2 separate regions of the Homo sapiens genome follow, and region 1 is linked to region 2. A link is a contact called in ENCODE Hi-C data. All regions are on one chromosome and are shown on one strand. Each heading gives the region's core, a stretch centred on a gene start or an enhancer-like site at or near the end of the contact. The rest is flanking DNA. Distances are from core to core; before and after follow the strand shown. Region 1 overlaps NR2C2 (nuclear receptor subfamily 2 group C member 2). Region 2 holds the start of METTL6 (methyltransferase 6, tRNA N3-cytidine).

What was found. Hi-C counts contacts between places; a loop is a spot of excess contacts on that map. Pooled maps may share reads with other maps.
Region 1: a loop to region 2 is called in a pooled map, with 2.7 times the contacts of the local background. The contact joins the enhancer-like site here to the promoter of METTL6 in region 2. A Hi-C loop is called at or near these places in 1 of 37 single-sample maps with no recorded cell type and 1 of 50 pooled maps.

Annotation. Positions count from the first base shown.
Region 1 is chr3:14,957,928-14,963,230 of GRCh38, reverse strand. The region is part of intron 1 of NR2C2 (nuclear receptor subfamily 2 group C member 2); the gene reads right to left. Among named protein-coding and RNA genes, the nearest start is that of FGD5-AS1, 12 kb to the right of the region's middle. RefSeq lists an enhancer at 3,701-3,840. Within about 2 kb of position 3,755, at least 3 of the 41 ENCODE cell types and tissues checked have a DNase peak (open chromatin) inside an H3K27ac peak, as active enhancers do.
Region 2 is chr3:15,425,651-15,431,075 of GRCh38, reverse strand. METTL6 (methyltransferase 6, tRNA N3-cytidine) reads left to right here and starts at 3,532. Exons shown (of 6, transcript NM_152396.4): 1 at 3,532-3,674; 2 at 4,441-4,789. The coding sequence starts at 4,565. EAF1 (ELL associated factor 1) reads right to left here and starts at 3,478. Exons shown (of 6, transcript NM_033083.7): 1 at 3,194-3,478; 2 at 1,069-1,163. The coding sequence starts at 3,296. RefSeq lists an enhancer at 3,122-3,401 and a silencer at 3,398-3,561.

The DNA of each region.
Region 1 (5,303 bases), core at 2,506-5,005, 470 kb after region 2:
TGAATGCCCAAAGTATGCAATTAGTGTTTTAGCTTTACCATGCATTTCATGTCAAGTTGCCTGCACATACCAAGCTACTTAATGCCTACGTCCTTTTACATAGGTTTCTGACTTAGGATGCTCTCCCCAGAATCTACCACAAAGTTCCCCACCCCACTTACTTGGGTCTGACAAATGCTTACTCATAATGGAAGATCCACCTCCAGGATCAAATCCCTCACATGGAATTATACTTCTCAACCTATTTTATAATAACTCCTTAACCAGGCCTTGAGATCACTAAAGGAACAACCCATGACTCATTCACCCCCATATAACTCAGCACTTAGTACAATCCCTGGTCCATGGCAAATGGTCAATGACTGCTGAATGGACATAATCACGTCTTCTACTATTCCATAATATTAACGAAGAATCAAGCGTACGAGAAACTAAGAGATTTGGAGTTTAAACTATACCCACAAGGTTCAATAATAATCAGATTCTACTAGTTTTCGGTTTAAAGTAAAAGTTCAAGTCACCTTATTAAAAGCAGATAGGCCACCCTACTCATGCAAAAAAAAAAAAAAAAAAAAGTTACAAATAAATGTTCTTGTCATTTTTTTCTCCCATGACAGCACCCTAGGACGTATCACATGCTGACCTCCAAGGGACTGTTTTGAAAAAAATGAGCACACTGATTTTTCTTTTCTTTCGAAAGTGAGGGTGCCAGCTACTGTGCTAGCCCCTGTCACTCACCTCAGCCACCTGCTGGGTCCCCACTCTGTGCTGAACCAGCCCCTCCATATTTGTAGCCATGGTGAACCAAGATCATTAGAGAACCTGTTTGGAAAGATGTAGCAACCTCTATCAGGTGGGGAGAAACCAGACTACTTGAAAAATATTAGTAATCAAAATTCATCTTTGGTACTGTCTTGTGTGGATTTTGCCCTCTATAGCAGACAGACCTAGCAAGCTAGACCTATCTGTATATGCTGCACCGCCTCCTTCAGTTACAGGTACCAAAATTAATTTGTAGAAACATTTCAATTTAGAAACTTCCACTGACAAATATAGACAAAGATGAATTTGGAAATTTAATTATCAGGTCTCCAGGGTTGTAACAGCTTGGTTTACCTCTCAGGGAGGTGGGAATCACACCTTTTTGGATAGTTCCCTGTCACAGTATGCTGAATAAGAAGGTGGGTATCTGAGAAAGGTGTGAGATCAACTCTGGATAGAGCCCTAGATGGCTATCATTAACCATACTTCTTTTGCTAGTGGCAAAGTGAGAAGCAAAACCCTGCTTGGTGCTAACATACCTCACTCACAGGTTGAAAGGCAAATACTATCACTAACAAAGCAAGAAGCGAAGAGACTGCATTACTAAAGAGTGCTAACAAGAATATGGTACCCATACACATATTAATTTATATTAAGTCCTCATTAAATTACAAAACCAGATAATTCGGCTTTCTACTAGTAGCAAAAATAGATTTGATGTCATTATTCGTAAAAATTGAGAAAGATCACCTAAAGAGTGATCACCTAAAGATCAAAGAGTGTGCTAGTTTCCTGGGTCAAGACATTTGAGTACCAGCATTGCTGAAGGAGCAGACTTCCAGTCTCTTCTGGTCATGAGAAAGCTCTCCTGAATATTTCCTAAGCCCTTTCAAAGGCTCTACCACAAAGAATTCAGTATAATCTAGACCCAATTTCTGGACATTCACTATTGACTGTATAGGTCCCAAGGTCCACAGGAGAACAAAGCTCAAATCTATTACCAAGATTTACATATAAAAACTATACAGTATTATTGAGTGTGCAATATAGAAAATTACAGTTCATTTGCCTGCCCTCCCTCAATCACAAAGTGGATTATCTTGCAATACAATTTTACAAAATATTTTTCTGTAGTTCCTATCTAAGGTATTATAATCACTGATCTCTATGAAGCTTTTTAACTCTCTGGTAACTTTCTACATCATTCTATTTATTATTAGATAGCCACCTCTATTATGATAATTCTAATTCATATTTTATTGCCAGAATGCTAAGAGAAAGAAACAGGAGGATGAAACTGTGACTGACAAATATGAAAGACCTGGCTCCTGTCTTCAAGGAGTCAAAATTCTGTGACAGCAGATACTGCACCAACTTCTACAATGACATGAGACCACCAGTATCAGTTACTCATTTTCACAAAATATGATTAGGTCTGAAACTGAGGAGATAAGTTTATTGTTTTAATAGATGGTAAAAACTTAACTTTTACTTGTTTCTACAAGAAAAAAACACAAAGATACCTTTTGGTCTTTTTTTCTTGCTATAGTTTGGTTACAACTAATGGAGATGGAAGGAAAAGGCGTCTTTAAGTCTACCAGAAAAGTCAACTGACTTGTTAAAAATACAAGTATTGCATGTAAAAGTCTAGAGTCTGATTCTTCCTCAAAACAGAAAATAAGAATTTTTAAAGAAATGGATAGCCAATAGGTACTGTACATTAAAAAATAAATCTAAACATGTGGCTGCAACTAATAATTTTTATCACTTTTAGATGTCAACAGAATTTCTCCTCTGTTATTAACTATAGTTCAATGTAAGAAATATGTGAATTTGAATTATTACAGGAATATTGTTAGGAAAATATTATTGAATAGTATAGAAACAGAGTACTAGAAAGGTGTATCTTTCTATTGGGTTCCCTAAAAGAGGTGGCTTGATACATCAAATTATGAGTAAAAGTGGATTTTATAGATGACAATCTGATTTAATAGAGGCCTAGTACAGAATTATTTCTGTAATAATTCACTTTAAATTTGCAGGATCAATCAACTTCAGGTAGGGCTGGGGATCCCAAGATAAATCTAACAACAGGTGACTACAGATATGAAGTCACAGAGAAGCAGCAGTAAATCTGTTTAAGTTTAGAAAAGCTAAGTATTCTGGACATTAATTTTTTGTTGATAAGTTATAAATATCTTCACCCACTCTGTGGTTCATCTGTTTACTTTCTTTAAGGTGTCTTTTGATGAACAGAAGTCCTTAAATTTAATAAGGCTAAATTTATCCCTATTTTCTTTTACAGTTTGTACTTTCATTTATGAAAATCCTGTCCTATCCCAGGAATGTAACTGTAAATATTTTCTTAGAAATGTTCCAGTTTTCCCCTCATATGTAACTCCTCAATCCATCTGCAAATTGATTCTTGAATCTGATGAGAAGTAAGGATCCAACTAATTTTTTTCCCATGTAGATAATCCATTTACCATTTTCTATTCAAGAAATAGTTCTGGAAAATGGATTATCTATATGGGGAAAATCTATCCTTTTCCCCACTGATCTGAAATGCCATCTCTGCCATATCTGTTTTTCCTATATATGTGGATATAACTGTAGGTTCTCTATTCTATTCCACTAAGTTCTCTGTGTCTTTCTCTTGGTCACCACCACTATCTTTTTACTGCAGTGTTAGCGTAAGTCTTGCTCTCTGATAGGACAAGTGCCCCCCACCTTGTTCTCCCACACCAACTTCCTGGATCATCTTAAACGCCTCTCTTTATACACTTGAATTGAGCAGCAACCTTTCTTTATACACTTGAATTCTTACAATTCTTGATCTCACTGTTGGTTTTCTGCCTTCAAAGCAGCATCAGGCATCATCAACAGCAGCTTTGGAAGCTGCTTAAAAATGAACAAGGAGGAATGTGCACCTTCTGGAAAAACAAGCAGAGACAAAAAAATGAGACTAAGAGTGAGAGAGAAATTGAAAGAGAAACTATGTTAAAGCAAGTGCTTTCAATAAAGACTTAAATCCAGTCAGAGGAGGAGAGAAGTAGTTTCAAAAAATATTTTCTATTACTTTTGAAAATAAGTCACAAACCATATAGCCTATTCTCATATAAAAAAGGAAGACAAAGGCTTTTTCTTCCAGGATATCACAATGTAAGAAGTAAAACAGAATCTTCAAGTAATGTAAGGAAGTGGGGCAGCGTGGACATTTAACCAAAATGCACCCAGACAAAAAAGGTAACATCAGGGTATAAGACTCTCACCTGAGAGCTTCTCTCACTGCTACCGCAGCCATAGGCGGTCCTAGAGACAGAAAGATCACACAGTGAGAAGGTCATACATCTTTGAAAAAGTACCACCAGAAAATGGTTATCAATTAGGAGATGTCCCACTAGAATAAGAGGCTCCAAGGAACAGTGGGTTGTGTCTAGATGTAGTTTGAAAAACTATCTTCACTAGCACAATTTTATATATATATATTTTTTGAGACGGAGTCTTGCTCTGTCGCCAGGCTGGAGTGCAGTGGCACGATCTCGGCTCACTGCAACCTCCGACTCCCTGGTTCAAGCGATTCTCCTGCCTCAGCCTCCCCAGTAGCTGGGATTACAGGCATGCGCCACCATGCCCAGCTAATTTTTGTATTTTTAGTAGAGACGGGGTTTCACCATGTTGGCCAGGATGGTCTGGATCTCCTGACCTCGAGATCTGCCTGCCTCAGCCTTCCAAAGTGCTGGGATTACAGGCATTAGCCGCAGCACCCAACCAATCTGGAACAACAACAACAAAAAAATCCTATTGTTTTGATACTACAAAGTATAGAAAAGAAATAAAGCTTTTAAAAACAACCTTCTTGGCTGGTGGAGCCAAGCATAACACTAATAGCAGCAACTAACACTAAGTGGTTACTATACACAAGGCATTATATTAACAACCACTGTGGACAGAACACTAAACTCGCTCTTGGTACAGAAACCTGAGTCCTAAAGGCTAGTACTTCACCCATTCAGCTTGTTAACCTTCAAAGATTGCCCCCCACCCCCACAATAATGTTTAGGGGAAAGAACCTGATTAGCTGCCAAAAGAAGTATAATACTGAGTACCTTAAGTTAAAAAAAAAAAGTGCTACAGAAGATCTTCCTCTGGTGATTTTACTAATCAAGTCCAACCACCTCCATCAGTTCTTATTAAGTAACTGCTATGAACTAGGCAATGAACTGACTGCTGAGAATTAACAACAACAAGGAGGAGAAAGAGGAGAATAAACAGTCCTTGTCCTTGATGAACTTATGAAGGAAACTGAAGTATCTATGCAAAGCAAATGCTATGAGTGTCCCAGGGGAAGACACATTGCTCTCTGCCTGTGAGAACCAATGAAAACGTTACAGGAGAGGAATTATTTAAACTAGGTCTTGAAGGAAGAATGGAAATGTAGCAAGGAAAGACAGATGGATGACAAGAGAGTTCTAAGCAGAGAGGACAGCTCATACAAAACTGGCAGGTATGAGGAAGAGTGGCATATTTGAGGAATGGCA
Region 2 (5,425 bases), core at 2,283-4,782:
GCTAGAAAGAACTTTAGGGACCATTTTTCTAAACCTTTCATTTTACATATGGGAAACTAAGGTCCAAAGGGAGATGATGTAACTTGCCAAAGGTAACAAGTAATCAAACAGCAGTTTGAATGGGCAATTTTTCCTCACCACAAAGCTTTCCAGATCTCCCTGTCCAGAGACTTTTCATTCTGTCTCCAGCTACCGAGAACTTATGTTCCAGGACAGGGGTGTGACATGCAATAACACATGTTCACTAAGAGCATCATGTGACCCTTTGGTGCTTTGTCATTAGTGCTGCCTTGGGCAGAGCTTCACAAAAGTCTTTCTCTGCAAGGGTTCTTAATCCAGCTTTCAATTTAGTTCTTCATCCCTAAATCAGCTGAATGTGCCACACCTGTGGTTCCTGCCTGCCTTAACTCCTGGCTTGGTTGCCTCACACTCCTGAGCTGTTGTGGCCATATAATCAGCAGGGCACCTAGGGCTTTTCTGTCTGGAGTTGCTTGGGAGAAAAGCTATATCTAAAAGAGGGGCTAGGTGTCCAGACAGGAACCTTGTCTACTCAGTAGCAGATGGGGGAAAAGGAAGATTGGGGAAAACGACGAATAATCTTTTTTTTTTTTTTTTTGAGGGGGAGTCTCACTCTGTCGCCCAGGCTGGAGTGCAGTGGCGTGATCTTGGTTTACTGCAACCTCTACCTCCCAGGCTCAAGCGATCCTCCCAGCTCCGCTTCCCAAGCAGCTGCAACCACAGACATGTGCCATCACCCCCAGCTAATTTTTTGTATTTTTGGTACAGACGGGGTTTCACCATGTTGCCCAGGCTGGTCTTTAACTCCTGAACTCAAGCTATCCACCCACTTCCACCTCCCAAAATGCTAGGATTACAAGAATTATTTTTAATCAAGCACCTGCCTAGCATGAAGTCCACCCCACCCCACTCCCCAAAATTACTTTTTTCCTTAAGTTGCCACTTTAGAAATCTAAACATTTTTAAAAGTAGGAAGTTTAAATTGCAATAATATAAAAGACAAAGATTCATTGTGATCTTACATTAAAAAAAAAAATGAAATAAACTCACAGGGATATGTGGCAGTGTAATTGTGACTTCATCTCCTTTGCCAACTTGAAGCTCTCCTTCACAGGAAGTGTCTATAGATGCTGGTTTAAAATCATCTAAAGGGAAAGGAAAAAAAGCACTTACCCACCAGGTTACTTATAATAAGGGTTTCCTGGGCATCTCCATTTAAGAATTAAAATTATTACTCAGATGAATGGAAAATAAAAATAATTTAGAATTCTTAAAAAACTGTTTCGTTATGGAAAACTTCAGATACACAAAAGTAGAGAGAATCGTACAATGAGACCTGGTATACCATTATCCAGTTTCAATTATTACCAACTCAGGGACAATCTTGTTTCATCTACACCTCCACATACTTTTCCTCTGACCCCCTTTTGATTATTCTAGAGGGAAAAAAGAATTTACAGGCCATTTTATTAAACAAAGATATTCCCTTCTCCCAAGGGAGAGAGGAAAATTGTCTCATCATCCATAATAAGTTGCTTTTTTAGGGTTGTGAGGATCAAAAGTAACAGCATATGAAACAGATTCTGTGACTGTAAACTCTATATGAAATATGAAAGGCCACAGCATCATCAAAAGCTGATTTCATTCCGCATAGAAACTGTCAAAATTAGGATTTGCCATACTCAAGTTCCATAGCTGTTTTTTGTTTTTTTTTTTTTTTAATAGTGATGGGGTCTCACTATGCTGCCCAGGCTGGTCTCAAACTCCTGGGCTCAAGCTATCTGTCGACCTCGGCCTCCCAAAGTACTGGGATTATAGTGTCAGCCACCACTCTCAGCCAGTTCCACAGCTTTAACAAAGACACTTCGTAGATGTTCATAGCAGACAACTGAACTGTATCTCCGCAAGTTATCCTGCTCGTGTTTCTAAACTGCAGTTAGAATACAACATAATAGCCATCTTAATTCACATTCACACCTGCCTCAAACTGCAGGACAGGTGCACACATGAACTATATGATTTAAATTCCACATTGCCCTTCACCAAAAGAAAACATCAACTTAGTAAACTCTTCAGGAAATGATGTTCTTATCTTATTCCCATCTCTTCTCTCTGAAAGAGCTGGATCTGCTGTCAGTAGGAAGCATAGCAATGGCATGGCAAGTGACTACACAAAGATGGGATTTCATTATCTAAAACGCCCTCTTCACATGTGTTGAGTCACATCTATTAGGTCCTCTGACAAAAACAAGTCTTAACAACAGCGTTAGCACCACGGAAACCAGAAGTTCATGAATCACGGAGGGATGCTCTGTCAGCCAATTCCTAACTGCCAAACCTTCACCCAGGACATAGGGTGGAAGTGCACTCTCTCAACAGCGTCTATAATTATGTAGAAAAAGGTCCGGCATAATGACTATTTGGACATTCCTTACGCCTGCTCTCTTCTGCTTCCAAACGTAGACCAATCTTTAACCTATCCCAGGCTCACGAACTCTGATTTGACTCTTTACCCACAAGGAACTTGGTCTGGAGGAAAAGCCCGGGTGGTATAGGTGACCTCAAAAGACATCCAAGTCAAATGAAGCACAGAAAGGAGATGGAAGAAGACTCTGATGAGGCGCAGAGAGGATGCCAATTCTTTGGCTGTAGAGGGGACAAAGCACAGTATTTGGGAGTCCAGGACCAAGTCGGAGGAGAAAAGCAGGGAAGAGAATGGGTTCTAAGGCAGTGGATGAGGCTCATAACAAACAAGAAGCGTCTTTTAAATGTGGAGAACCCTGATGGGAGCATCGGAAAGGAGGGGAGGGGTTTCGAGGGAGAAGTGGACCCGGATAAGAGGGGGGAGGTTTGCCTTGGGGGAGGGAGGTTTGCCTTAGGGGCGAGGTTGGGGGCGGGGAGGGATGGAAATGGAAAGAGGCCAAAGACCTTTGGAACTAGTGTTTGAGACTGTGAGGTAGAAGAATAGTAGGGAGTGACGAAGATTTGGGAGAAATAATCTGGGTAAAAGAAGGGACAAATCGATGTCCCAAAGGATTTGGGGTTCGAGAGAAAGTAACTGACGCTGGCAGGGGGTTCCCTGGAATCTGAAGGGCCGAGGGAAGAAAGGAAGGAGTCAAGGTTGATATGTGGCGGCTGGAGCGGCCGAAGGGAACCGTGGGGAGCGCTGACTTACAACGAATAGTGTGGAAGGAGGCCCGCGGCCGCTTCTCGAAGCTCTCCCCGAGCCTCAGGCAATGTTCCTCGCGGTCCAGCAGCGGGTTTGCGGTCCCATTCATGGCCCCGCACCTGCCTCGCACCCAGATCGGCGCTCTCCCGGTGCAGCCGCGATCCGAGCTTCTGGCGCTGGCGTCTGGGAGGACTGTGCTTCCGGGCCACCGCTCTGGAAGACAAGGAGAGCCGAGCCGGCACCCACCCGGGTCCAGAAGCAAGTTCTCTCCTCTGCGTGGGGGTGAGAGAGGAATCTGAGGAGGCAAGGCCGTGGGACTTCCGGCGTCGGGTAGGAACTTCCGGGTTCCTAGCGGAAGTGGCGGGGGCGGTGCCATGGCAAAAGAACTCCCGGATAATCCGAATTCGTGGTCCTCAGAATTGGTTTAGGGTTGTTTCGCGGTTCTTCCCGTATTCTGCCTCCGAGGCCCAGTGGGGCTGGCTGTGGGGTGAGTGCGCCTGGCCCTAGCCCTGCAGGTGAATTTAGGAACTGATGACGGTGAGCCCTGAGCGTGGCTGACTAAATTAACGCGGGTCGGCTAGCCATCATGGACGCCCTCCTCAGGGTCTAGGGGCCCATGCAGCCTAGTCTATCCTGAGGGTCCTGAGATGGATCCTCGGGACCTCAGCCACGCGTCATTGGGTCTCTTTCTCCACTTTGCCCGGTGATGGCGGTGCGAGGGTCTCAGTCCCTGCAAAGTGACGCTCCCTCTGGTTCCTATGACAGCCTCTTGTGAGTGTGATCAGGAAATGAGCCCACCCAGGCTTAGCTTCATTTCCCCCGAAAAAACGGAGGTCCGACCCTTGGGAAACGATGACCTCACTTGTATCTGACAATTGACCACCCGCTTCCAGCTAAGGCCATTGTGGTTTTTAAGTCACCCCTTTCGCGGGCACCGAAAATTGAGGAATATTTTCTTCGCAAGGTTTCCCAGTCAGTTCTTGAGAGCGTCCTTTTTCGTAAACTAAATCGATTTATTGTAATAGTTGACTCATCTGGTTTGAATAAAAGTATGGTGCATGAGATAGTCTGGCCACTGAAATGAATGTAAGCCCACTGAAGGTAGGGACTGTGTGTTTGTCTTCTTTGTGACCTCTCATATAGCGGGAAGGATTTTTTTTTGTACAGTCTGCATCTCATAAACATTTGGTGAATTGAACCTGGCGTCTTGAACTGTAACCACTAACCAGAATCTAATTCTTTTCTCTGCGAAGCCCCCTGTGCTGTTTGAGGCGTGAAACTCACCTCAGGAAATGTATCTGATCCATTAGCGTGGATTCATATTATTTGGTGATGGAGAATCTTCAGCTGTGTTAAGTGTTACCGTCAGTTTCAGAGATGGCTTCTTTGCAAAGGAAAGGGCTGCAGGCAAGGATTCTCACCTCTGAAGAAGAGGAGAAACTGAAAAGAGACCAAACTTTGGTGTCTGATTTTAAACAGCAGAAATTGGAACAAGAGGCTCAGAAAAATTGGGATCTTTTTTACAAAAGAAATAGCACTAATTTCTTCAAAGACAGACACTGGACCACCAGAGAGTTTGAGGAGCTAAGATCATGTAGAGAGGTAAGCTAATATTACGCCTTATCTGAGCTGTTCTTCATTTAAAATGTGAAGAGGGTGCCATGGCTCATGCCTGTAATCCCAGTACTTGGGGAGGCCAAGGCAGGCGGATCACGAAGTCAAGAGATCGAGACCATCCTGGCCAACATGATGAAACCCCGTCTTTACTAAAAATACAAAAATTAGCTGGGTGTGGTGGTGCTCGCCTGTAGTCCCAGCTACTTGGAAGGCTGAGGCAGGAGAATCGCTTGAACCCGGGAGGCGGAGATAGCAGTGAGCCGAGATTGTGCCACTGCACTCCAGCCTGGTGACAGAACGAGACTCTGTCTCAAAAGAAAAAAAAATGTGAAGAGGTGTGCTGTATTGCATTCCTAGGGAGAGTGCGAAGTAGAGAATTTAAGAAGCCTATCAAAATGCTTTGCGTTTTAGGAGAGAAATATACTGTTTGGTCTTAACACCAAAGTTTTAGCAGTTTCTGGTTTGGTTAACATATAGGAGAGAGAACTTTAGTGGGTGTTTTCTATTTCTTTAAGCTGATCTGATAGTTGTAAACATTATATATTAAATTCAAGAGCCAGGTCTGGTGGCTATTGCCAGCTACTCCAGAGGCTGAGGCAGGCGGCTTGTGCCTGTGAATAG